Linked DNA regions of Mus musculus: all the other regions are linked to region 1. A link is a loop called in an ENCODE intact Hi-C map of the cell type or tissue named here. Cell type or tissue: gastrocnemius. All regions are shown on one strand. Links, peaks and the distances in the headings refer to the core of each region. The heading gives the core; the rest is flanking DNA.

Region 1 (8,270 bases), core at 1,947-4,446:
CTTTTTTATAACCGAGAAAACTGAATTCCGGAGAGATTTTTATCTTTTATCTAACACCAGTAACAGAATGGAGAAAGCCAGCGGGATCCACCTGGGTCTAAAAGCTATGCATCCTGTACCATCCCATGGGAGTAGAGGATGATCTTTAACTGATTTCAATTGTTTATAAACCTCTAGGCTTTGGATGATTGCTTTGGATCAGAGCAAAATTGGGAAACAGTTATGAGAATGGGCTAGAGCTAGCCACGCTGTGAAACTAGCCAGGAGATGGAGCATGGCTGGCAGGGTTTAGCAAACTCTACAGCATCCATTTCAACTTCCAAGATGGGTCGGTGGCTTTGTGACATGAATGACTTTTAAGACACCAAAGGCTCTCTTCCAGAAGGTCCCACAAATGACTGTCTTTCCATTGGCCTTCCTGCTTGGCTGGTGTAGAGCTGCATTTGAGTGGATTTCTGGAAGCTTGGCCTTTCAAGAGGCCACAAGGTTCTCCTGTCTGTCTTTCTGTCCCAGTTCTCTTGCTTCACGTCGAAAAGGCAGGAATTTACATTTTAATTAAAGTTCCCATTTTACTTAATCACATGACCACCCCCTCCTGCCTGCTGAGTTGGCCTCTCACGCCCACCTTCTGGTCATCTTCCTCTGACTGCCACCATCTTCCCTGACTGTCCTTGCCACGTGTCTGGCTTCTCCAAGCATCTAAGTTCTCACTCTGACTCTAGTCCCATCAAATGTCCATTCATCATCCACAATGTGGTCAGAAATAATTAACTGATACCACTTCATTACACTGACGATTTCCTACGGACCACAAGGTTAAGCCCCAAGTCCTTGTTCCAGGCAACCAGGCCTTCCCACCAGTCTTGTGCAAGCATGCCTTTGTAGTGCTGCCTGTCACCTCCCCCTCGCCACCCCCACTTCTCCCTGCTCACCTGGATCCCAGCCGCCCACCTCCAAATCTCCCAAGGTAAAACGGGTTTTTATTTGTGCTTACTTTGGATAAGGTACTCTGGACATCTTACAATTTATTATTTGTTTGTTTTATTTGAGACAAGGTCTTTCTATATAGCCCTGCCATTTCCCCTTGGGATATCCAGACATCATTGAGCACTGGGCTGGACTGGAAGGAGGGAAACTTAGCTGGGTGGGTGGGTGGATGGGTGGGTGAGTTAGGCAGGATCTTGCCTGGCATGAGTGCGGGGCAGGAGAGAGTTTTTAGGGAGTGGGTAGGGGTTTTGGGGGTGAGTGTACATTGCTGGTGTCAAGATCCTGGGAATGCTTCCTTTGCATGAAGAGGAATTCCAGGAGCTTTCGGGCCATGTCCTTATAGGGAGAGAGGAAGTCTAACCTGTAATCTGCACACCCGGCTACATGACTGCCTCAGGGGTGGCAGAGTTGGCAGCCATAAGGCTATGGTGTACCAGGACACGCAGGCCCGGAGCAGGGTAGAAGCAGTCCTAGTCCTGCTGGTCTCAGGATGAGACTTTTGGCCTTTGGATGACTTTACATATCCCCAGCTAGCCTGGCATGTGTTATTTAGTGCAAGCTGGCCTTGAATTTATAGTAATCCCCCTATTTCAGCCTCTTGAAGTGCTAAGGTATTAGGTGTACCCCTTAATACCTGGCCTCTTACGATTTTTTTAAATCAACACATAAAACTTATACAAATGATGGCATGGCATGGCATGGCACGTGGTGTTTGGATACCTGTATACGCTCTTATGATGTTTAAATTTTGACAAGTGTATCTATCTGTGTCCCCAGTCAGTTCTTCACAGAGAGAAAAAAAAAAAAATCCAAACCCTTTCAGTTTAGCAAACGGCCCTACCAGATTGGCCTGTGGTCATGCCTGTGGAGCAATCTTATGATTAATGACTGCTATGGGAGAGTCCAGTTCACTGTGGGCAGTGCCACACCTGGGCAGGTGGCCTTGAGATGTATAAGAAGCCAAACTAAGCAAGCTCTAAAAAGCAAGCCAGTAAGCAGCGTTCCCCCACAGTTTCTGCATCAGCTTCCCGCCCCCCAGTTCTAGCCTTGAGTTCTTGCCATGATTTCTCTCAGGAACAGAGTTATGGCCTGGGTATTGTAAGACAAAGTAAACTCCCTCCTCCACAAGTTGCTTTTGGTCATGGTGGTTTATCCTGCCAATAGAAATGCTAACTACCGTTATATACTCTAGCATGCATGTCCAATTGCTTTTGCTTTCTCCATTTAAAAATTTTAATTAAAGTATAATTATATTATTTCCTCTCTCTTCTTCTCCCTCATTCCCTGCCATATTTGTCTCCTCTACTTCCTCCCAAATCATGGCCTCTTTTTCAACTGCTGTTACATACATGTGAATATATATATGTGTGTGTGTGTATGTGTGTGTATATGTGTGTGTGTGTATATACACACATATATATGCGTGTGTATATATGTGTATATATATATATATATATATATATATATATATATATATATTTGCTCTAATGTGTAGTAGATAACATGTAAGAAAATAGTTTTTGGTTAAAATTCCCTCTTATCCTTTCTACAGTGACAACATCATTCATAACACTGAGCCTTCATAACTTCCTATATGCCTCAGAAAGGTGTTTCAAAGAACTATGAACAGAAAAGTTACCCGGTATACAGGTGGCAATGTTCTTTGACTTTTCCTGGGGGCACATAGACAAACATCTCCTCATTCGGGATAGAACGATGTCAGTAGACGAGACTACACCCAAGCCCACTGGAGTAAAGTAGTGCATTTACTAGGTTCACTTAGCAAGCAGGGGGCGGGGGGGGCCTTAAGGCAGCTGCATCATTGAAAAGCCTGCCCTAGCATGGGTGAAAGATGCTCCCCAGAGCTGTACAGCTTTAAGACAGCTCTCAAGTGGAGTCTCCTCTCCCCTGCAGTTGTTACTGCTGCTATAACCATGAGAAGGACTTGTGACTGGTTTTCTGAGGAAAGAGCTGCTCCCTTGCTGGAAGGAAACTCTGTGGCCATTAGAAGCTCACCTTCCAGACTGGTTTGGAGATATGGGTCACATAGACCCATCCCTGGAGGTTTCCAGTCTGCAACATCAAACACCCTGGATGTTCCTAAGGGTAACTGTACCCAGCAGATGGCAGCTTCTGTCCAGAGATGCACCAACTCCCTCTAAATAACACAGGATGGCACGCACTATGCTGAGAGAACAGCAGAGGGCACCAAGACTCCACTGTTGGGTGTAGAAGAGCTGTTTTAGCAGGTCTTGTGTTATCCTTGTGTTTGTGGCTTTCAACAGCAGAGTTACTATTCCACATGTGCGTGCTAAAAGTTGCCAAGGGGTGGGGGTTGGGGGTGGGGCAGCAGAGAGACAGACACAGAGACAGGGAGAGAGACAGAGACACCATACATCGAAAGCTTTTGCATTAAATACTTGTTTCTATCTAAAATTCGTTTCATTTTTAATTGTGTGCCTAGGTCTACGCTTGGGTACGTGCACATAAGTACAGGTGTTTGTGGAGGACAGAAGAGAACATTAGACACCTAGAAGTGGAGGTATAGACATTTACAAACTTCCTGCTATGGCTGCTGGGAACCAAACTTGGGCCTTCTGCAGGAACAGTACACACCCTTAGTGAGCAACTCAGCTCCCCAAGCTGTGAGCACTGAGGGTAAAAGTTGAGCCAGCGTTGTCTCCATAGGAACCAAGAAACAATGAACTAGGACCAATCCCATGCGGCCTTCCTCTGTTCCTGCTACCATGGCTACTGATATTGCATCAAATGAGCTTGCATTGATCCAAGTTGATGTAGGTATATCAATTGAGACCATCAGGAATATATCTTCAGCTCCTCACACTTTGATAAGTTGAGTTTTGATGTTATCTCTTAGGCACGTTTGTTTGTTGTTTGGTTGGTTGGTTTGTTTTAAATAAAACTATACACAGAACAGAACAGAAGATTCAGTCTTCGAGCTGAGCTGGGGGCTTGGTGTGTTTGCATAGCAGGTGTGAGTCCCTGGGTTGGATCCCCAGCATCATAAAACATCAAAAAAAAATCTAATCTCCCATTTGCCTGGTACCCAAGCCCATATTTGTTCTATAACTCTAGCTTCCCTTACAACATGAGAGAATGTTCAGTTATCTGAAAGGAATTTAGTGTCGCTTGTAATGTGTTTTTCTTTTCTAAAAACCTTTCCCAAGTGCTGAACAAAAATTTTTATACTAAAGGCAAGTTCTAGTAAAGTCGAATGAAATGTGGAATTCCGGCTAGATGAAATTCTCAGGAGCCTTGCATAGCACAGTTTAAAAAGAAAACAATGTATAAAAGGCTCAGTTATTTACATTTTAAAGCACAGAGAAATAAATTGGCTGTGGTTGTTGCTTACAGTGTTAACACATCCTCAGGTTGAGGTGAGATGGCAGTGGATGTAAGTCTCTTCTTCATGCAGGCTGTTGCTGGCGACAAGGCCCGTGTAAATTGGCAAAATGAAGCTACTTAGTAAGTCAGTGTGAGTTCCACATGGCCTTAATCAAGGCGTCGGGTTCTAAGCTGCCGATGCGATCTGCTCCGCAGTGGTCAGACCACTGTTAGTGCTAAGCTTCAGTTGCAGTCTTTTGGAAATTTGTTTTGGCAATGGGAAATGTGTCAGAAGAGCAGCAGGCTGAGGCTCTGGGGCCTCCTGAGCTGGTGGAACATAAGACTGCAGCTGTTCTCAACACTGTAGGCAGCGGAGGGGTGATTGCTGGGGGGGGGGGGGGATGGCACCTTGCACCCCCTACTCCAATACGCAGGGGAAGGTTTGATCCGATACAGACCTATGTACACAGAGGCAGAGCAGATCCAATATGTCAACGGTTCTCAACGTGGTAGATCATGACCCCCAAGGTGTGTGTGTGGGGGTCACACATCAGATACCCTGCATATCAGATATCATCATTACGATTTGTAACAGTAGCAAGATTACAGTTATAAATTAGCAATGGGATCGTTTTAGAGTTGTGTGGGGGGGAGTCATCACAGCGTGGGGATGCAGCGTTAGGGAGATTGAGGACCACTCACTGCCTTACATCCATAGTAGGAGCCCATCATCAAACTGGTGTCCTGACAAGAGGATTGGGGGAGCCTTGGCGGGCTGATAGCCAGCACAGCTAACAGGGAATCTTTCACCATTGGCCTGCGCTGAGCTGCATTCTGGGAACACAGTAATGGTCATGATGGACACCGGCCCCCGCTTTACCACACATTTGGTCTGGTGAGGAGAGCTGACAGTATGGCCTCCGGGTGGGAGACACATGGCATGTTACAGAGGAATGGGAACAAAACAGGGAGGGGGGCCGTGAGAAAGCGCTTTCACAGGGATGAGGGGTGGGGGTGAGGAGTGTGTGTGTGGGGAGCTGAGAATGGTGGAGGAGGGGGCAAGGGGTTGGGAGGGGGAGGGAGCCAGAGACGATTCCCAGAGGAACGGTGTCCAATTTGAGGCCTGAATGGTGTTAAGAAGGGAAAATTCCTCAGACCAATTAAATTTAGTGGAGTTTATTTGAACAAAACAAAACAAGAGTAATGGACGAACTATGCGGCTCCTGGAACTAAAAGACAGCATTGCAAATTCCCACCAAAGCACGGCCTGAGCCCCGAACTGGGAACAGCTTAATTAAGTAAGTGGTTTCAGAGCAGCCTGCAATTAACCAAAGCTCAGCTACTGTCATTAAAGTGTGCATTGCTTTGGTCTGGTGAAGACGGCAGAGGAGCCTTGTCCACTCCAATGGCTGCCTGCAAACTCTAACAGTCGTCAGTGGGAATTAGTAGGACGAGGAGCACAGGGGTGAAAGGATTTTCTCATGGGAACCGTTTGCCATCTCAAGCACAAAAGTACCCGAGAATGGCCATATATCTGTAAACTTTACCGCACGCCCAGGAAATCTGTGGCTTACCTAACAAGAGGTCAGAGTTGCTGTGGGGAGCCATGATGGTATTAGCTCAAGATTCCCAGCCTGGAATGGGCTCAGCCAGGTGTCTCTCCTCTTGAGCTGTCTACTGTCACCTATAAAGTGGTTCTTCTGTGTGTGGGTGGTCCAGGTGGCCTCTGGTTTCTGGTAGCTAGGGCAGGAATCCTTTGGTACTTCAGCCTTAAAATGGGGTAGACAGAACTTCTTTATACTGCGGTCACACTCCAGCAGTTCAAGAGGCCAAAGGAGGCGGGGAGGGGTGCTTGAAGACTTTTGGGGAACCTGGTTGTAGAAACAGTTTCCAGGGTTCAAGGCAGGTCTGAACAATGATGAAATCAACTCCATCTTCCAATGATAGGTGCTGTAACATCTTGTGGCCATCTCATTTAAATTGCTACTTTTTTTTTTTCTTAAACAAGCTCTCCCCTCCCCCATTATAGTCAACTCAAAGTGACTTCAAGAAGCGAGGTTTTGAGGGATAAAGGGTTGAGAGGGTTGAAGGAGAGGAAGTGGGAGAACATAGCTGTCTACTCAGAGACGTACTCAAAATGTGGTACCAGAGAATCAGGGAAGGAATCACAGGAGAAGGCATGTCAGGGAAGAACTCTCTTAAAGCTAGACCACTCTGTGCCCGCCGGCATACTTGGCTGACTCAGAGGTCTGCATTATGCTTATACGTGGATCATGAAGGGCTTTGGATGGCGGATGCGAGTCCAGTATGACAATATTTACAGTACAATTTAGACGGTGGGGTTTGTCTTTGCACATCTGAAGCATCCTTACTTGGATCCTCCAGGGAGTAAATCCAGACTTTCTTCATTCCCGGGAATTTGGTCACCAGCATGACTATGGTACTTACTGGGTCCTGGGTCCTATCATCTCTGAATCTCTGAATGGGAGTAAAGGGAAGATTCTGCTTGCAAAACTGACCATCTGCAAAGATTGAATTTGGTTCCCTTCGTGAGCACTGAGATGAGCGACCGCAAGAATCATTATGACGGATCTCAGTACTTGACTCATTGCGTGGACTTGAACCCGAGAAGGCAGAACCTTTCAAAGCCCTCTCTGGCTGTCCCTGCCAGCTCGGTTGCCATGGAAGTTTTTCCCTCCTCTTAATCGCCAACAATTAGGCAAAGGATGTTTTACTTCTGAAGAGATGAGAAGGGGAAAAAAAAAAAATCAATGTTTTGGCAAAGTCAAGGATGGAGGTCGTTCGGCTGGCCCAAGGTCATTTGATAGCCAGATGATCTAAGCAGTTGGGATGGGACAGCAAGTGCTCCTTACAGTTTTAGTTGCTCAGTGGTTAGGGATGAAACAGGGTTTGAAAAGGAAGGTACAGACTCCCTCAAGCAAGCCCTTCTGTTTTCTTTCTTTCTTTTTTCCTCCCTTTCTTTCTTTCCTTCCTTCCTTCCTTCCTTCCTTCCTTCCTTCTTACTTTTTTTCTTTTTTTTCTCTTTGGTTTTTCAAGACAGGGTTTCTCTATATAGTCCTGACTATCCTGGAACTCACTTTGTAGACCAGGCTGGCCTCGAACTCAGAAATTCGCCTGCCTCTGCCTCCCAAGTACTGGGATTAAAGGCATGTGTCACTACTGCCTGGCTTCTCTCTTTCTCTCTCTTTCTCTCTCTCTCTCTTCCCTCCTTCCTTCCTTCCTTTTTCTTCCCCCTTTCTTTCTTCCTTTCTTCTTCCTTCCTTCCTTCCTTCCTTCCTTCCTTCCTTCCTTCCTTCCTTCCTTTCTCTCTCTCTTCCCTCCTTCCTTCCTTCCTTTTTCTTCCCCCTTCCTTCCTTCCTTCCTTCCTTCCTTCCTTCCTTCCTTCTTCTCTCTCTTTCTCTCTCTCTCTCTCTCTCTCCCTCTCTCTCTCTCTCTCTCTCTCTCTGAAGCTGGCAAGCCCCTAGCCTTACGCTCAGTCTCTTTAGAAAATCAAGTAAAGGCATATCCCCTGGGCAAGGATGGGTACAAGTGCCTCCTGCTTCCTAAGTGCACCCCTTTGTTTTATGCTTTCCTCCCCCACACCACCCCGAAACTGAGGAAGCAACAGCAGAACACAGATCAAGAATTTAAGCAGTTCTTAAAAGTTCTTAAGACAAGACAGGGAGTTTATGTCATTCGCTCAGCCTTAATGTTGGCAGGAGGTACTCTTTTGTTTAGCTTTGAGGAAAAGCGCAGGCTCTCAGAGGTGGGTAGGAGTAAGGACTTGTTGACTCAAAGCATTTCTGCTAGATTAGCCTGGACTCTGCAGAATGACATAGCCCTCAGATCCAGGTTGCCTGTGTTTTGGTAAGATAGGAAGGGGGCGGGGGTGGGGTGGGGGAATCCCCTTTGGGACAGACAGGCCTGGGGCTAATTAT
Region 2 (8,270 bases), core at 2,220-4,719, 320 kb after region 1:
TAGCCTCAGAGTCTAAACAGAGGGCAATCAGCACATGCTGAGGCAGCTGGATGTGAGCCTTTGCATGGCCTGATGAGTAAGACAGGCTCAGGGATGATGTCCCAGCACACTGTTCGTCCCAGCCTGTCTACACCTGTGCTGGGCTGTCATCACCAAGTAGGAGGCTCTGTACAGCTTTAAGTAATTTAAGCTGAGAACAGACTGGCTGAGAGAATTGTTGAAATGCTCACAGAGGTGTAATTAATTTCCATGAAGTGATGCTGACAAGGACCTCAGTACCCTGTGGGGTAGCAGGACACTGAGAGCTCCTCACAGTAGTAATTTTTAGGACAGAGAGTGGATTTGGAGAGTGTAGCACAGGTCGGCTCTTCCTAAATGCCCTGGGGTTCCTGTGTTATTTAAGCAGCTGTCTAAGGAAGTACTTGCTCTGGAATTTTCCCGACAGTATCCTGTCATTTTCTGAAGGGTGCAGGGGATAGGGTTGCTCTTTTATATCTTCCCCCAAACTGTGCCAGCCCTTCATTCCAGCCTTTGTCCAAACTGAACATGCCCAAGGGGTTTGTAAGAGGAAGAAACTGAAGGCTCAAATCCTAGAAGCCACCAGTGACTTAGAAAGTAGACATCTAAGTTGGGGTATGTTATTGGCGCATGCCTTTGATCCCAGCATGTGGGAGGCAGAGGCAAGCAGTTCTCTGTGAGTTTCAGGACTGCCAGGGGAGGGAGGGAGGGAGGGAGGGAGGGAGAGAGAGAGAGAGAGAGAGAGAGAGAGAGAGAGAGAGAGAGAAGAGAGGGAGGGAGGGAGGAAGAGAGGGAGGGAGAGAGGGAGGGAGAGAGAGAGGGAGAGAGAGAGAACACATTAGGGCTGCCAATAGCTCAGTGCTGCAAGCATGAGGGCCTGAGTTCAGCATCTTCGGATCCCAAGTAAAGAACAAGGCATGGTGCCACCCGACTATAATTAATTCTAGTGCTTTAAGGTGGGAAGCGGAGACTTAAGAGGGTCGCTCATTCTCTAGACTCAGCCACACTGGCCTAAGCTGCAAAACTCCAGGATGGTGAGAAACCTTCTCACACAAAAGGTGGAGTCCTCTGCTCACCACAGGTATACTACATTACACCCGCGGGATGCGCATGCGCAGCCCCTCCCCCGAGGCAGCAGGAATCCAGTCGATCACATCAAACTCTACAGCTCAGGTGCCATCCCACAGCAGGATCTGAATGGCATTGGCTCAGGATGGGCACTGCCCTAAACCTCAGTGAGTTTTGCCACTACTGGTGCCCGACCTCCCATCTCCTGTCTTCTGGGTGTGATGTGATGGCTTTTGCACAGAGGGGTGTGATGGCCAACTGATCTACTAACTCCGGATCACAGTAGAGACCAGACTGGAAGTCAGACAGCCAAAGAGTAGGAACCTCAGCCGACCAAACAAAACACTGGCAGTCAGACCGACTGGAGGTGTGAACTACCGACTTGCTGCAAAGTACTACAAATTATAGGCCTTTGTAAGGGTTTGAAAGCATCAAATTGAAGACTGCCAAGAGTCCACAGAGTGAAGAGGACATGTCAGTGCCCCACCCACGTGCCCTAGGGTATCTTTGTACCTCGAGTCAGTGGGTTTTCCCATCCGATGGGAGTATTCTCAGAATCTGCTCTTGGGTTAATGAAGTTGGTTGTGCTCACAGGCACAGATAAGAAGCCACAAGTTCTGGTGTAAGCGAGTCTCCCATCCCTACTCTTAACAAAGGGAGACAGGTGCGATCCTGGGAAATCCCCATCGCCCTTGCCCCAGATTTTAGGACACAGCTTACTTTCCAAAGTTGTCCCGATGGGATCCGGTGGAAGCTCCCCTGTCGGACTTTGCCTGAACTTGCTTTCTTCTTTGGCATAGTCCCCTGCCCTGCCTTGCCCTGCCCTGCCAAACTACTCTCTTCCTGCTTCCCACGAGTGGCCTCCTCTTGACGGTCACCCCTCACGGTTTCTCAACTCAGATGCCAGTCTCTCCTATAGCTGTAGTGGCGGGTTATATATGCCGATATAACTGAATGGAGCAGTGCCCAGACAGCCGTGAAGCATTACCCAATGTCTATAGGCATGTTTTCTGGGGAGGTTGGGGTTGGCAGAATGGATAAAGAGCGGGGTAGTGGTGGCGCACACCTTTAATCCCAGCACTTGGGAGGCAAGGGGCAGGAGGATTTCTGAGTTCGAGGCCAGCCTGGTCTACAGAGTGAGTTCCAGAACAGCCAGGGCTATACAGAGAATCCCTGTCTGGAAAACAAACAAACAAACAAAAAAACCCTGCCTCATAAGTGAAATAGTCTTCACCTAATCATTGCAGGCTCCACAACGGACAAAAGAGTGGAAGAAAGAAGAAATCACTCGGCCTGGACTCAGGCCTCCATTTACCTTCTAACTTTGGACAGCCACGGTGTTCTTGCCAAAGGACTTTGAACTTGACTAGAACTAACATCATTGGATTTCCTGGCCTAAATTTGGGTTTGAACCATACCCCTCACTTTCCTGGGTCTCTATCTTGCAGATAACAGATTCTAGAACAAACCAGCCTCCATATCACATGAGCTCACCACCGCCCCAGGCTATACTCTTTGTACCAACCAGTTCTGTTTGGTGGACTCCTGACACAGTAGATCTGGGTGTGAGATAAATAATTCAAAGAATGGCTACCGGAACATAAAGGAACAAAAGTGACTGGAATATGCTAGACACACTCAGGACTCTGCCCTCCATGAGCTGTTAGGCAAATGCACTGTAAATCATATCCCAGATAACATTTACTTGTTGCTTTGTAATATGCATATGCACAATCTATAAACATATGTAGATAGACTGCTAGATGCATTCACCAGCAGGCATTAATGCTTGCATGCTGATACTATAGACAAACCATTGCAGAAAACATAAAGGACATATCTTTGGATGCCATGTCTTACCGAGAGGTTTGTAGGAACACAGGGAGATCCTGTTGGTATCTCCCTGATAGGGCCAAGAGATGACTTTTTCCCCCAAAGCAGAGTCTTTGCTTATTACCAACCTTTGCAGGGACATAGTGTACGTCAAAATACCCAGCAGCCTTTGTCGCTGGCTCTACCTTCTGAGCACTTTGTGAAGCAAATACACAGCGAGACATAATAAAGTCTCTAAAGACGGGAGGACCAACAAAGCATGGGTGTGGGCCTGCTTCTATGTTTTACCAGCCCCTTGGTTCCAGATATTAAAACCAGATATGGCTAGTTTCCTGTTCTGTAAAATGACAGCTTGAAGGACTCCTCTAGAGTCAATGGGAAGAATCCTATACTCAAAGTGCCTAACTCAATGCCTATTACAAATAAGGACTCCATGAAACTCATTTTTCTCTCTAGCCTTTATTTATTTTTTAAAGAGTCAGAGCTAAGAGATTGAAAACAGCCCAGCCTGATTGACAGAACTTTTGAAGTCAAGCCTTTGTAAGTTTCTTGAGGGCAGAGGCTGGATCATTTGCCTCCTCGGTACCGTGTCAAGCCTGCTGGAGTTGCCCAATAAACACAATAAACATTTCCAAAAAAAAAAAAAAGATGCTGAATAAGCCGACGGTTGCTGCTTCAGTTACCGTGGGGAGGCTGCCACCTGGTGGACACGGAACAAAACAGCACACCTCTGGAACCTGGATTCTCCCCCAGAGGGTTGGAATAAATGGCAAGACTTACCTGGCGACTGACTGTTCCCAGCAGTCTGCGCTAGTCATGGGAGTTTTCAAAGCAGCAGAAAGAAAAACACCGGAAGAAACACAGTGGATTTCTTCGGGCTATTTCTTAGGGCCATCACCCTGGACTGTGTAGATTGGAGAAGTGAGCAGAACTTGGGTGCATTTCTTTGCGTTTTTTAAGACTGTGGCTACAATGGAACCATCTGCTTCAGCTTCCTTGACTTGCCTTGACTTCACTTGAGGGACTTCACCTTGAACTGTGAACTGATTTAAGCCCTTTCTCCGCTGAGTAGCTTTTGTATCTCCGCAATAGGAAAAGAAATTAAGCCAATGCCCCAGTGTAAACTGGAAACTGGGTACTTGTCACTCGGAGCAACATCATCACAAAACAGCAAAAGCGTTGTTTATGCCTGCATGCTGAACCATGCTCCCTCGCTTGGATCAGCAACCCCCTTCTGCCAATAGGCTGTTTTCTCAAGGACTCCGTGGAAGTCCCAGGTCAATGAAGCACTTATTGAGTAACGACCGCAATTTCCTGAGCAGAGTTTTTGAGCAAAAGCAATCACGTGAGGGAAGTCCTACCCATTTCCATCAATTCATGTCTGCCTCTGCCTCCTGAGAGCGCTCAATCGGTGATTGCCATCATCTCCTCTCAGAGAAGCTCGCAAACCCTTCAGCTAATTTGCCCAGGAAGAAAGAGGAGCCTGAAGGACTCCGTGGGACTTGACACAGGCTGACCTCTGCCTTTGCCCTTTCTGGCAGTAATTTCCTGCATCACATGGGGGACGTGAAAATAATATTTCTGTTGGTATCAGACGTCTCCCCATTAGTGCTGGACAAAAGTCAACCAAGGTGGGGTGAAGAATACCGAATCAGAATAATCTCTGACCCTCTTCCTCAAATAGATGCCACACCAGGGTCTCCCCGCTTATTAGCATCCTAAATATCTTTCCTTCTTCCTAAAGACACCCGCACCCCTCCCCCCTGCGCTCTACTCATTTCCTGCCTGTCACCCTGGAAAGTTGGCATCGGTTTTACAACTGAGAGGTTTCCGTTGAAACCTGCCTGGCCTCTCCTCGGTTGCCCACACACAGAATCTGAGATGTTGATACTGAATAAGGACCAGGTGGAGTGTGGGAACTAAATATCACAGCTTCCTAAGGGAAGAAAGCCCTTTGGTATGGATTTTCCAGACAGAGGCAGAATAACAACTTCAGGCTTATGTCAACCTCGGCTAAGTGACATGCCTTCATGTACCCATTTTCCTAAATGGTATAATAGGTGTGGTATTCCACTATGACAGAGCTCCACAAGAACATGTTAACCATCCCCCTCGGGCCCTTTTGAAAGTTCTTTTTTTTTTTTTAAATGAACTTGGAAACGACCTATGGGAAGTGCCTAAGTGTCATGCCTAACACTTAGGGGGCATTCAACAAAATGATGTTAGGTTCCAAAATGCAAACATTAAATTTATTTAGTATGGGCAGCTTGGACTATACTTTTAGGGGCAAATCCCCAGTGTGTGTTTGGGCTTTGTGGAGCCTAATGCTCAGTTTGAAACTGTATCCTCAGGGCCTCCTCAAGGGACAGATATATATTCTAAAGTTGTATTGGGCATCGGTATCTTGTGCTCACCAAAGAGCATGCCATGCTGCCCATTTGCCTTCTAAATATTTATATGTGTACACAGAAAAATGGTGGGCTGCTCTCAGCCTCCGACAGGGAAGGCTTTTGCTGCAGTACAAGCCATCTGTAACCTCATATTTTCCCACCCATCCATTCTGTTTCCAGAAACAATGACTCTGAAACTTCTTATGTATGCATACATGCTTAAGCCAATAGCTTTGGAGTGTGTGTGTGTGTGTGTGTGTGTGTGTGTGTGTGTGTGTGTGTTTTCTCTCTCTGTGTGTGTGCATGTGGCACAGAAGCCAGAATAAAACATTGGGTCACTTGGAGCTGGTTACTAATGTTTGTAGCATATCTGGCTTGTTATATGTTACTGGGACCCAAACTCTGGTTCTCATGACTGTAAAGCAAAGGCTATTAACCGCTGAACCATCTCTCTAGCCCCCTACAAAAGTTTAGAGACAAGGGGCTGGAAAGATGGCTCCGTGGTTATGGACACTGACTCCTCTTCCAGTCACCCCAGAGTTCAGTTTCCATCAACCGCATAGTGACTCACAACCATCTGTAATGGGATCAGATGTCCTCTTCTGGTGTGTCTGAAAATAGTGACAGTGTACTCACATACATTAAATACATACATACATACATACATACATACATACATACATAAAAGTTTACAGACAATGGTTTGCTAAGTAACCGAGGCTGACCTTGAACTGGGGTTACAGGTGTCTGCCACCAAACCAGTTACAATGTTCTGGCTCATATACAATAGTTTTCACTCTTATGACTAACATAAAACTCAGAGATACCTTGCTCAGAGATAAGCAAAATATAATACAATATCTCTCACGCATGGATATTTGTAAAAAAGGACACATCTGAGCCTAGTCTATTTAAACGGTGACAGATCATAAACTCATTAAAATTCAATGAGCCAAGTAAATGCATATTTTATTAGACATATTTTAAGTATGTGTCATAAACACTGTTAAGTCTTTTTGGAAATGTCTAGACTTGATAACACAGAAATTGAGGGCAGCAAAGTTCACTCACTCACTCAATGAGTGACGTTCAATTTACTGTCAGGCATGGGGATGCAATGAAGAATTCAGAAGTCAGGAAAATGAGAAGTTCTATTAAAACCAAAAGCCAGTTTCTCTTTGGGGAGGAAAACAATCAGATTTAAGTTAATCAAATAATTCCAGCTTTAAGGGACTTTGTACATTGTATCAACTAGTCTTTATTGTCCACTTGTCATACTCGAGTCACCTGGGAATAGACAACCTGTGCTGAAGAATTGCCTAGATCAGATCGGCCTTAGAGGATGTATGTGAGACACTGTGATGCTTGACAATTAACACTGGAGGGCCCAGCCCACTGTGGCAGCGCCATCCTGAGACAGATGAGTGTGGGCTGTACAAGGAAGCCAGCTGAACACGAACAGCAGAGTGAGCCACCCAGCACTATTCCCCAATGCTTCCTGCCTGAAATCCCTGCCTTGACTTCCCTCAAACTGTGGCATTGTAAGCCAAAGAAATCCTTTCTTCTTCAAGTTGCTTTGTCATAGTATTTTATCATTCCAAACCAGGAAACAAACTGCAACAAGTATCATCTACATATGTCTTTGATGGCCCCAAGTGGGGTTGGGTACCACCAGTGCCTAGTAAGCTGTATACATATACCAAGGATGCTGGAGATGGATTCCAGGGCCTTGCCCACTCTAGGTAACTCTCTATCACTGATTTGCATCCACAACCCTTAGCTTTTTGAAAGAAGGCCTTGCTGTACAGCCCAGACAGACCTTAAATGTGCAATCCTCCTGCCTCACCTTGCTGAGTGTCAGGATTATAAGCGTGGACCACTTCACCAGACTTTATTTCTTTAACTGTGGCCATGTACAGACCTTTCTAGCTCACATTGACAGAGTAGAAACTAATGCCCCTTTCAGTAAAGCAGCCCTCATGTCACAGAAGTTCAAAGCACTGGCTTTGGTCACTGAGCTGGAAGCTCCCCCCTTTTTTGGAGTCCATAAAACCAATCAGAAGGTGGGGTGCATGGCAGAGAGACTGGGTATTAAAGTCTGATGCAGGAGGGACACGATTCTCTGCCCCTTCTTCTCATATCTTGTGTGGAAAATGTTAATAATTCAGAGTCTAGCATCTGGGAGAGAATCACCCTGGCTGGTCCTGGGTCCATCTAGTTGGATGTTAAGGACAAAGACCTAGAGCCCCTAATATTCCCTCTCTCCAGGCCCACCCTAGACTGATTCCTCTCCCCTCTAGTCCAGAGCCTTTGCCTCCAATCGTCTAGCCTTCCCATTAGGTGAAACGTTAAAGGTCAAGATATTTGGAAACCAGGTTCCTCTAACAAATAAACACCATGACACATCCATTAAAAGGGCACCGTGGTGACGTCAGTCAGAAAGTATTAATTTGGTGCCTGCCGGGCATATTACTCCATGCTGAGAATATTGAAAGCAAAAACAGGGACATTAAGAAAGAAAAGGTGTTTGGTCTCCTTGTAATAGGTATGTACTTTATCCCCAAGCCCCAGTGCTCTGCTCTAGATAAAAGCAGAAATAAAGCAAACCCATGGCCTCAAGGTGTATGACCTAATTATATTTCTAAGACACAAGCTCACAGTAACACAGAGCTAGGGGGAATGTAGTCAATAGCTGGTATGTTGGATAAAGGAATAGATGAATTACTATAGAAGAGAACGAAGGGGCTGGCAAGATAGCTCAGTGGTTAGGAGAGAGTGTTGTCCTTGCAGAGGACCCAGGTTCGGTTCCCAGGACCCATATGTTGGCTAATAACGGTAACTCCAGTTCTAGAGAGTCTGGTGCCCTTTTCTGGTCTCTGCTGGTCACTTGCACACACATGCACACAAACATACATGAACTCTAAACATCCATACATATAAATATTTTGGGAGAGACAGTGA
Region 3 (8,270 bases), core at 2,220-4,719, 710 kb after region 1:
GAGAGAAATTTCCAAAACTATGCAGATTAGAGGCAACCCTACAGGGGGGCTTCTCCTAACCCTGCAAGCATCATGGCTCACTTCAACTAGTGAGAAAATAGCTCTTTGCTTTTTTTCCCCCCCCCTGGACTCCAGCTTAGTACAGAAGCAGCTTAAAGTGTGCCTAACCGTCTCCTGTCATCGTGGTTGTTGTTGCAGATGCTGAGACAGGAGGATTACAAACTCATTATCTACCTGGACTACAGACTGGAGTTCCAAGATACCCTGAGAAACGTAGTGAAACCCTGTCTCAAATTAAAAAGTAAAAAGTAGACTTGGGGGGGGGGTGTGGCTCATTGGTCAAGAATGCATCAGGAAGGGATTGGGACATGGCTCAGTGGTAGACCAGTTGCCTACAATCTGTCTGTAAGGGGTTGGGGATTGGATCAGCAGTAGAGTACCAGGATAGAACCAATCAGGAAAGGTCTAGGAACATGGCGCAGTAGTGCAGTGCTTAGCCATTATTCACCAGTGAAGAGATAGAGGTATAATTCAGTGGTAGAGCAATTGCCTAGAATTAGACAGTGTGGGACTGAGGGCAGTGGTCAAGTGTTTTGCCAGAATCTACCATGAATGGGCTAATGAGTCCTTCTACTTCTGAGAAATCAGTGAAACAGTCTGTTCTAGGTAAAACTGAGAGGGAACTGCTGGATTTGAACTCTCTCCAACCTAATTCTGAACCACACTCTGTTGTTGCCTGTAGCCATGTCATCTTTGAGTGAATTACTTATGTTCTTTAGGTGTAGGGCACTTATCCTTAAAATGGGCACGATATGATCCTTGCAAGCTAAGCATTATATATGCAAAGTAAGAGTCTGTTAAATATTTATTACTTCACTTACACCCCTCTCAAAAGAACCCCGGTGAATTGTAAAAGCATTTGTAATTTCATAAGCTCAGAATGGGGTGCCAGGAGCCAGGTATGATTTAGCTGGGTCCTTTGGCTTCCACAAGGCTACAGTCAAGATGTCAGCTGAAATATGATCTCATTTCAAGGTTTAACTGGACAAGTATTTACTACTTCTAAGTTCTTTGGGGGTTGTTGGCAAGATTCAGTTCCTCAGAAGGGCTGAGGGTCTTAGTTGCTTACTGGCTATTGGATGGAATTCGTCTTAGGTCTCGGTCATGTAGGGATTCCACAGGGCAGCCTCCCATTAACACAGTATGCCTCTCTAGAGTCATTGCCTTGTGGATGCTGTGGCCATTTGCTAACTTCATCTTGAAAAGAGGAGACCATCCCTTCTGCTGTGCTCTGCAGGGAAGGCAGCAGGTCCCTTAGCTCCAGCCTACACTCAAGGAGAAAAGAACCCAAGGATATGAATCCCACAAGGGGCAGAGAGCTGTGCTAGCAACCATCTGCCATGACCTAGAGCTTTTCAGTAAGCACAGTGAGCCTGCCTCATCTACAGACTCTACATCAGCAGTTTCAGCAAACGTCGATGAGGAAATACGGGGGGCGGGGGGGGGGATTACATGACCATGAAGACTTTTAAAAAGATTGATTGATTGGTTGATTGATTGATTGCACACTGTAGCTGTCTTCAGACCCACCAAAAGAGAGCATCAGTTCTCATTATGGATGGTTGTGAGCCACCATGTGGTTGCTGGGATTTGAACTCATGACCTTAAGAAGAGCAGTCAGTGCTCTTCACCACTGAGCCATCTCTCCAGGCCCTGAATGTGAAGACTTTGATTTGCTTTCGTGATTTGCTAGACAGTCGAAGAGCACAGTATCATGTGGTACTTGGTGGAACAAATAATCTAGGAAAAAAAAAAGTCTATGGGGAAATGTGTGTAGGTTCTATGTAGGTTCTATGTTGGAGTCCGTGGAGAGCTTCAGAATCAGCCTCCACAGATGGTCAGGGGTGACCAATGGTACCAGGTTTTATGACCAAGTGTGAAAATACTTCAGAAGTCATCATGTAAATGGAAGGACTCAACTGGTTTGTTTATCGGGGTCAATAATAATAATAATAATTCACAATTACCTGACATTCTCAGTCTAAAAAACAGGTTGTTCCTCATCGCATAGAGACCAAAAAAACTGCATTGGAAAGACCCATGGAATTTATATTAAGTGTTGATTTGACAGCACATGACTGCATAATATTATTTGGATGGTAGAGTCAAAATGCCCTCCTTTTCTCCGCCTGACTTTCAAGGCACACCTGCAAGCCTTCCTTCCCAGCTGTTTTACAATACCTACATTTTTATAGAGATGTAAATAAAAGTACTTCTTTCGGTTTTCTCATTTAGCAAGATTACAAAAGCATTCGATCCTGCCGTGTCTACTTTATAATTAGTGGCATATATCTTTCTTTTCCTTAACAGCTCTGCAACATCCCCACTTGGTAGATGAATGTAAAAAGCCATTGTTTATTTACCCATCCCTTTACTTCGACACATAAGCTGTTTCAGTGTTTTGCCACTAAAAGCAACGAAGTCATTATCTTTTATGTTTTTCTCCCATAAATGGAATTGTGTCTCTAAAGTCCCAGAAAAGCAATTTGAACACAAACATTTTAATGGTTCTGTGAGTTTGGATTCAAATGAATAGCAAGAAGCCTTTGATTTTCAAATAAGCAAACATTTCTCCATCAGCCACAGGCTGAGTTCCCTATGCGCAGTTAACGATGTCTGACTTTTTTTTTTTTAATGTCAGAGCATCTAACCTTGAAGCTGAAGGAACAAGAGTATTAAAATTGTGAGACTTTACAAAAATATTTAGACTCAACCTATTTTAAGTTTTTATAAATTGACTTTTGTGAGGCAAGAGATGTTGCATCCCGTTTAGATTTCACTTGAGACATACATGGAGGGCAGGCAAGGTTCAGTGTCTTCTCTATTAATCCCCACAGCGCCCCCTGCAGTTCATGTTCTGCACAGCAGCAAAAAGAAAGGCTCAGAACAAATGGACTTTCCTTTCGCAGGTGATCACTGTCCCCCATCCTTGTCCCCATCCGGTCCCGCAGTGACATTCGTGAGTCTGATAAGCGCCTGGACGTGGGAAAGGAAACCATAGGTCCTTGTTTCTAGGGAAGATGCTCCTCTAACGAGAGTGCCGCTAGGTAGAAGCAGTTTTACCCCAGCAACTAGAAAGCTAAGGGATTTCGCAAATGCGGGTTTTGCCCTGGTAACTAGCTTATTTAGCCAAAAATTATGAAGCAGAGTTACGTAACACTTAAGTAGGCAGGTCTCAAACCCTCACAAATACTCTCATTGTTTAACATTCTGCCAGACCATTCTGACTTATAAAATATATATTTATCCTTTCGTTGTGAAAACTACAACCCTTATTTTTCAGACCCAGAAGACTTACAGGACAGGTCAGCATGTGTGACTGACAGGAGTCGATTGAATAGATTTGCGCCACAAAAAGTTGCTGGCTGAACCACTATTTGAGCTGTAGCGCCCTCTGGTGGAAGGCGGGTGGATTGCCTTCTTCGGGCACATTTTCCTGATTTCACTCATGTCTCTCATGTCTTGTGCCCCAGGTAAAAGAGGCCATGCAGCGCATCCACGACCGAGGGAACATCGGGAAGTTAATTCTGGATGTGGAAAAGACGCCGACCCCGCTGGTAAGTGGAACGTAGAGGGAACTACCCAGCTCAACACCAAAGACAAACCGATGGATCGTCAGAAGTAGTCAGAGCTGGTGTCCGAGGAAATACAGGCAGTTTGCAAGCTCTCCCATGATGCCAGAATGAGGGATTAGCCACGGACTAATGAAAGTGGAGATGGAAAAATTAAAGTGTTTGAGAAAGACAGGAAAATTGCTGAGTGGGGACAGACAGAAAATGGATAGGAAAAAACCAAACATTTACAACTGTTATGTCTAGGCACCAATGCAAAGGCTTCCTAGCTAATCTTAATGCACATACATGGACCCAACAGATTGGTGCTCACTACCTTCAGGATTCTTCTGGTATTCCTCTTGAATTCACTTGCTTTCGTCGGGAGAAAATCCTAATATCCAAGCAACCCACAAGAATACAGCACATAAGATTTACCTGGTCCCAAACTAGCATCTTTGGGGGACAGATGGCATAGGATGTAGCCTTGAACCTCTGAGTGCTTGCATTCAAAGCTGGGTTCTCAGTCCCATTTGCAACCTGGGAAAGTTTAGCCCACCACCTTTGGTCCTATTTATAAGCAAGAGACTGACAGGTTCCTCTCAGTCAGTTAGAAAGGCAGGTGCTGAGTATGGCCCACCCCTCTAAGTTCTAGGTAGGCCAAACAAAGAAAGTATGGAGGTTTGTGCAGCAGTATCTGCCACTTTCAAGAAATAGAAGTGAAATAAGTAAAATGATCTATGGTTCTCAGCCCAAGTGTATGTTTTCAGAAACAGATTCTTGTCTTCTATAGCTTAGGTGTACCGCAATTTCACTCCACACAAGAGAGTTAAAGGAAGGGTCATTTGTGCCACTTACATTGCTGATAACAACATGAATATAGTTTTTAAAAATATGACATCACAGGACTATTGAAGTAGGGAATGATATTGTGGAATTAGGAAGGAAGAGCTAGGGTCCAAGGACTCCCACGCAAATACACTGTGGTCTACGTAAATATGTCTCTTTCAGTACCGTGCATAGAAGGTTCTAGAGCTGCCCTGGCCAACTATTGCATTTAAACAAACTATCTGGCACTGGCTTTCCATGCAAAGGCAATGCCTGTCTCCACGAACCCATGATGTTCTGATGGTCCTTGGTCTAGGGTTAGGTTTACTTGACCAAGGGTCAGAACCCGTCACATGAAAACCAAAAGATGCTCCCATTTGGGCCAACAAGAGCTCAGCTCTACCCCTGTTGAGTTATAGTTCCTGTTTTCTGAGAATGTTCTTACCCTGACACCCAAAGGAAGAAAGAGACAGTGAAGCATGGGTATTTGAAGCGTCAGTGGTAGGGAAGATGTCTCATCCCTTCTAGATGGAAAGCTAGAATTGAAGGGATGACAACATGAAGTCAAGCTGAATCCAGAACATCGTGAGAATCAGGATGGACCCAAGGAGGTTATCTCCAGAGCTATGAAGTGATGTTAAAGGCGGCAGCAGAGCCTTAGCAGGTACTAGTAAAGGGTATAGAAGGGGTCCTCAGAGAGACTTCTTCCTATAGAATATAGAAATGACCAGTCTGAAAGAAGTCCGTCCCATGATGCTTCAGTCCATCCCATGATGCTTCAGTCCATCCCATGATGCTTCAGTCCATCTCAGTGATGCTTCATCCAATGCTCAGAGATGGTGAGGGAGTGGGATACATGACCTTTATCATGACCTCTGTTGAATTGCAGATGGCCAATGACAGCACAGAGACCAGCGAGGCAGGGGAGGAAGAAGAGGACCATGAAGGGGACAGCGAGAACAAAGAGAGGATGCCCTTCATCCAGTAAGCCAGACCTCGCATCGGTGAAAGTGGAGGATGGCTGGGAAGAAGATGGCCGCCAGGAGAACTCTTCTGTGCCCCAGTGAACCAATGCTGTAGTCCAGTGTGTGTCGTGTTTGTCTGCAGTCAGCCAAGCTAAGAAGCTGTTGATCACTGTTGTGTTTGGAATTAAGTGCCAATCCCATTCCATGCAGTATTGTGTCCCTTCCTGGTCTGTGTATCACGCTCTCCCCTCTCCCTTAAAGCAAACCCATCCTTCTTTGGGTCCTTCTTGACGGTTCTAGAATAGCCTTGCAAACTAATACTGGCCCACAGGGCCCAAGGTCAGAAACCAGGCCACGCTTGATTGAAAGGTGTTGTCACGGAGCTCTGTTCAGATCCCCACTCTTCTTCGGGCCAATGACACTCTTTGCCTGCCAACAATCAGCCATGCCTCTAAGCATGGCACTTACCAGTTTGGCTAGTGACAGGAGAGTAGGCCAGAAGTATTCACGACCCTATACATACAGATTTCTCCAAGCAGTTACTTTGTCACTTTCCCTCTTAAGTGCTACGTCCCTGCGTGTGTCTCTGCACCTTACGGTCTGAGCCTCTTATTAACCCTCTTCTCTGGTTCTTATTTATAAACCTAGGGAGGCAGATGTGGGTTCTTTCCTGGATAGAGGTGGTTCAACAGCGTCTGTCTAAGGGAAAGCTACAGAGATCTCTCCTCTGAAACCATATCCCATGAGCAAAGTCCCCCCTGTGCCCAATGTAGACCCAACTCAGATGTCATTAAACTTACCTGGGTTCTCACTCGCAGCCTTTGTAGTTACCAACTACTATTTTAAAGCTCCTTCCCTGGAAACGCCTTTCCCAAGGAAGAGCTCCCTTGAAGACAGTATTTGGGGTTGAAAAGTCAACTGGTTTCTCTTGCCTATTCAAAGCCCTTTCTAATGTGTAACACACACGAGGGACACAGATGGTGGCTGCCCATCATCTGACGACAAGTGCATGATCCTCCAACACACAAAACCATGGTGCTGATTTGCAGGTTCCTTAGAGGTTGGAGGCCAAACTGCTCAATCAAATACCCTGTTCACCATTCCAGCTTGAAAGGAAACAATTCTTGTCCTCTCTAATCGGCTTTGGAAGTAACACCAGTTACCACAGAGGAAGAGGGGTCTCCGCTCTCTGCAGTGAGGCTGTTTATTGCCTCCCTCCCCAGCCCTTCTGTCCTAAGAGGTCACAAATCCGTCACTCACAAACAGAGCTAGATATAAAAGGCACCCCTGTAATGAGCACCCCTGAGCTTATTTTTGTCTTCTGGAAAACCCACGTGGGGTTCCCATGACCTTGGGTTGGTGTTCCAAGTTTCTAAACGTCCTTGAGGACTTAAGAGGGCTCCAGTGTTGCCCACTTTTTTCTACTTACCACTTCAGGGTAGCCACCATTTTCCTGTGTGGGCTGGGAAGGAACTTGTCTCCACAGTTCCCCCGCTTGGTTTGCAAAGTAGCCACTCACCTGTCATTTGTCGTGTTCCTTTATCTCGATCCTGATCTTGTGATGATGACTTCTTCATGCCAAATATTTACCTGAAGGGAGTCTTTCCTCTCCGTGACAGGGAAAGTCAAATATGAAGATGAGAAAAGAAGCTACCAGCCAATAGGCCAAGGGGTGAGAATATGCGAAAGAGTGCCAGTCAGATTCTTATTTTCCATCCCTGGGGAGAGATGCTATTAACCATGTAACCAGTCGCATTTCCACCATAAGCATGCTTGAGGATGGGTAGACCTGAGGACCACTCTCTGAGTGCTATTACAAGTATGTAGAAATAGCCTTTTAGAAAGGCTAAGATTAGAGTCAGGAAGGTTCGCCTTCAGGAGACACAGAACCTGACCCACATTCGGAATCCAGATAGTCTTGTCCTGTACAACTGAGAAACCTTGGGACGTTATCTCTCCCCAAACCTGTTTGGTTTGTTTCATTCTGGAAAACCATTGATCACACATGAAAACCCTCTCCCTCTCCCGAGAACACAGAAAGAGAGCATCTGAGGGTGAGCAGCGGCACCATGAAGAACAGGAGGGTGGGTGGGTGAGGGACAACCGGAATCAGTCAGTTATCCCGTGGACCTTCCTTCCCTCTCGTGGTTGTTTCCTGGAGGAAGTGTAAAGAGTTTATGTTTGCCTTAAGGGAGCTTCGAAGGCTTCTGGGAAGGTCGAGCTTTACTAGAACGAACCGAACATCGTCTAATGTGTCTGTGGCTTCAGAGCTTTCGTTATATTGTTATATTGTGCCTATAAAGCAAATTATGTTTACATAAAACTATAAATAAAGTATTCAGCATAGCATAACCTCTTATGGCATCCTTTCCTCCCCATAAGGAGCTTGGTGTGTTCTGATTACCTGGGCTTAATGATGCAAGCCTGTAATCCCTGCACTCCGGTTGGCAGGGAGTGGAAGATGGTGGTGACTTTTGAGGCTAGCGTGGGCTACACAGTAAGTCGCCGTCTCAAGATAAAATTAATTGCATGCAGATGATACCAGTGTCGATATCAAACATCGTAGAAAGTAATAACAATGATTAATGGCAAGCATTTATGAGACACCTATTGAATACAGCTGAAAGAACAACGCATGTGCTAAGTCACTGACTAGCCCATCCGTGCTAAGTCCTGTCTCATATGACACCCGTGCACGGAATGAAAGACCAGAACATGTGAAGCATCAATACTGTAATCTGAGGTCACATGGTTTAAGGAAATGAGGCCAGAACTCACCAAGTTCCAGCCAGGCCTTCACTATGGAAACCTATGCTCTGAACCACCAATCACACTGTCTCACACTTTAAACATTAGCGCAACATTA

The links. Peaks named below come from ENCODE experiments on the same cell type or tissue, not always from the same donor. Only the 100,000 strongest peaks of a DNase experiment are listed, where the experiment ranks them.
Region 2: a loop joins it to region 1, with 12 times the contacts of the local background. A loop is called at or near these places in 38 of 42 quality-filtered maps.
Region 3: it touches region 1 in a loop (3-fold over the local background); 24 of 42 quality-filtered maps call a loop at or near these places.

The regions. Positions count from the first base shown.
Region 1 is chr8:113,661,590-113,669,859 of GRCm38, forward strand. It overlaps Gm30052 (predicted gene, 30052), which reads right to left. Exons shown (of 3, transcript NR_136914.1): 3 at 6,337-7,069. Among named protein-coding and RNA genes, the nearest start is that of Gm30052, 11 kb to the right of the region's middle. In gastrocnemius, for the core only: a CTCF peak has its summit at 3,158 (motif pointing right); a DNase peak (open chromatin) is centred at 3,173.
Region 2 is chr8:113,981,426-113,989,695 of GRCm38, forward strand. No RefSeq gene overlaps it. Among named protein-coding and RNA genes, the nearest start is that of Gm30107, 96 kb to the right of the region's middle. In gastrocnemius, for the core only: a CTCF peak has its summit at 3,631 (motif pointing left); DNase peaks (open chromatin) are centred at 3,617 and 4,606; H3K4me3 peaks cover 1,673 bases; H3K27ac peaks cover 1,969 bases.
Region 3 is chr8:114,366,319-114,374,588 of GRCm38, forward strand. It overlaps Vat1l (vesicle amine transport protein 1 like), which reads left to right. Exons shown (of 9, transcript NM_173016.3): 8 at 3,534-3,617; 9 at 5,329-7,752. The coding sequence ends at 5,427. Among named protein-coding and RNA genes, the nearest start is that of 4933408N05Rik, 19 kb to the left of the region's middle. In gastrocnemius, for the core only: CTCF peaks have their summits at 2,901 (motif pointing left) and 3,454 (motif pointing left); DNase peaks (open chromatin) are centred at 2,921 and 3,458; H3K4me3 peaks cover 553 bases; H3K27ac peaks cover 279 bases.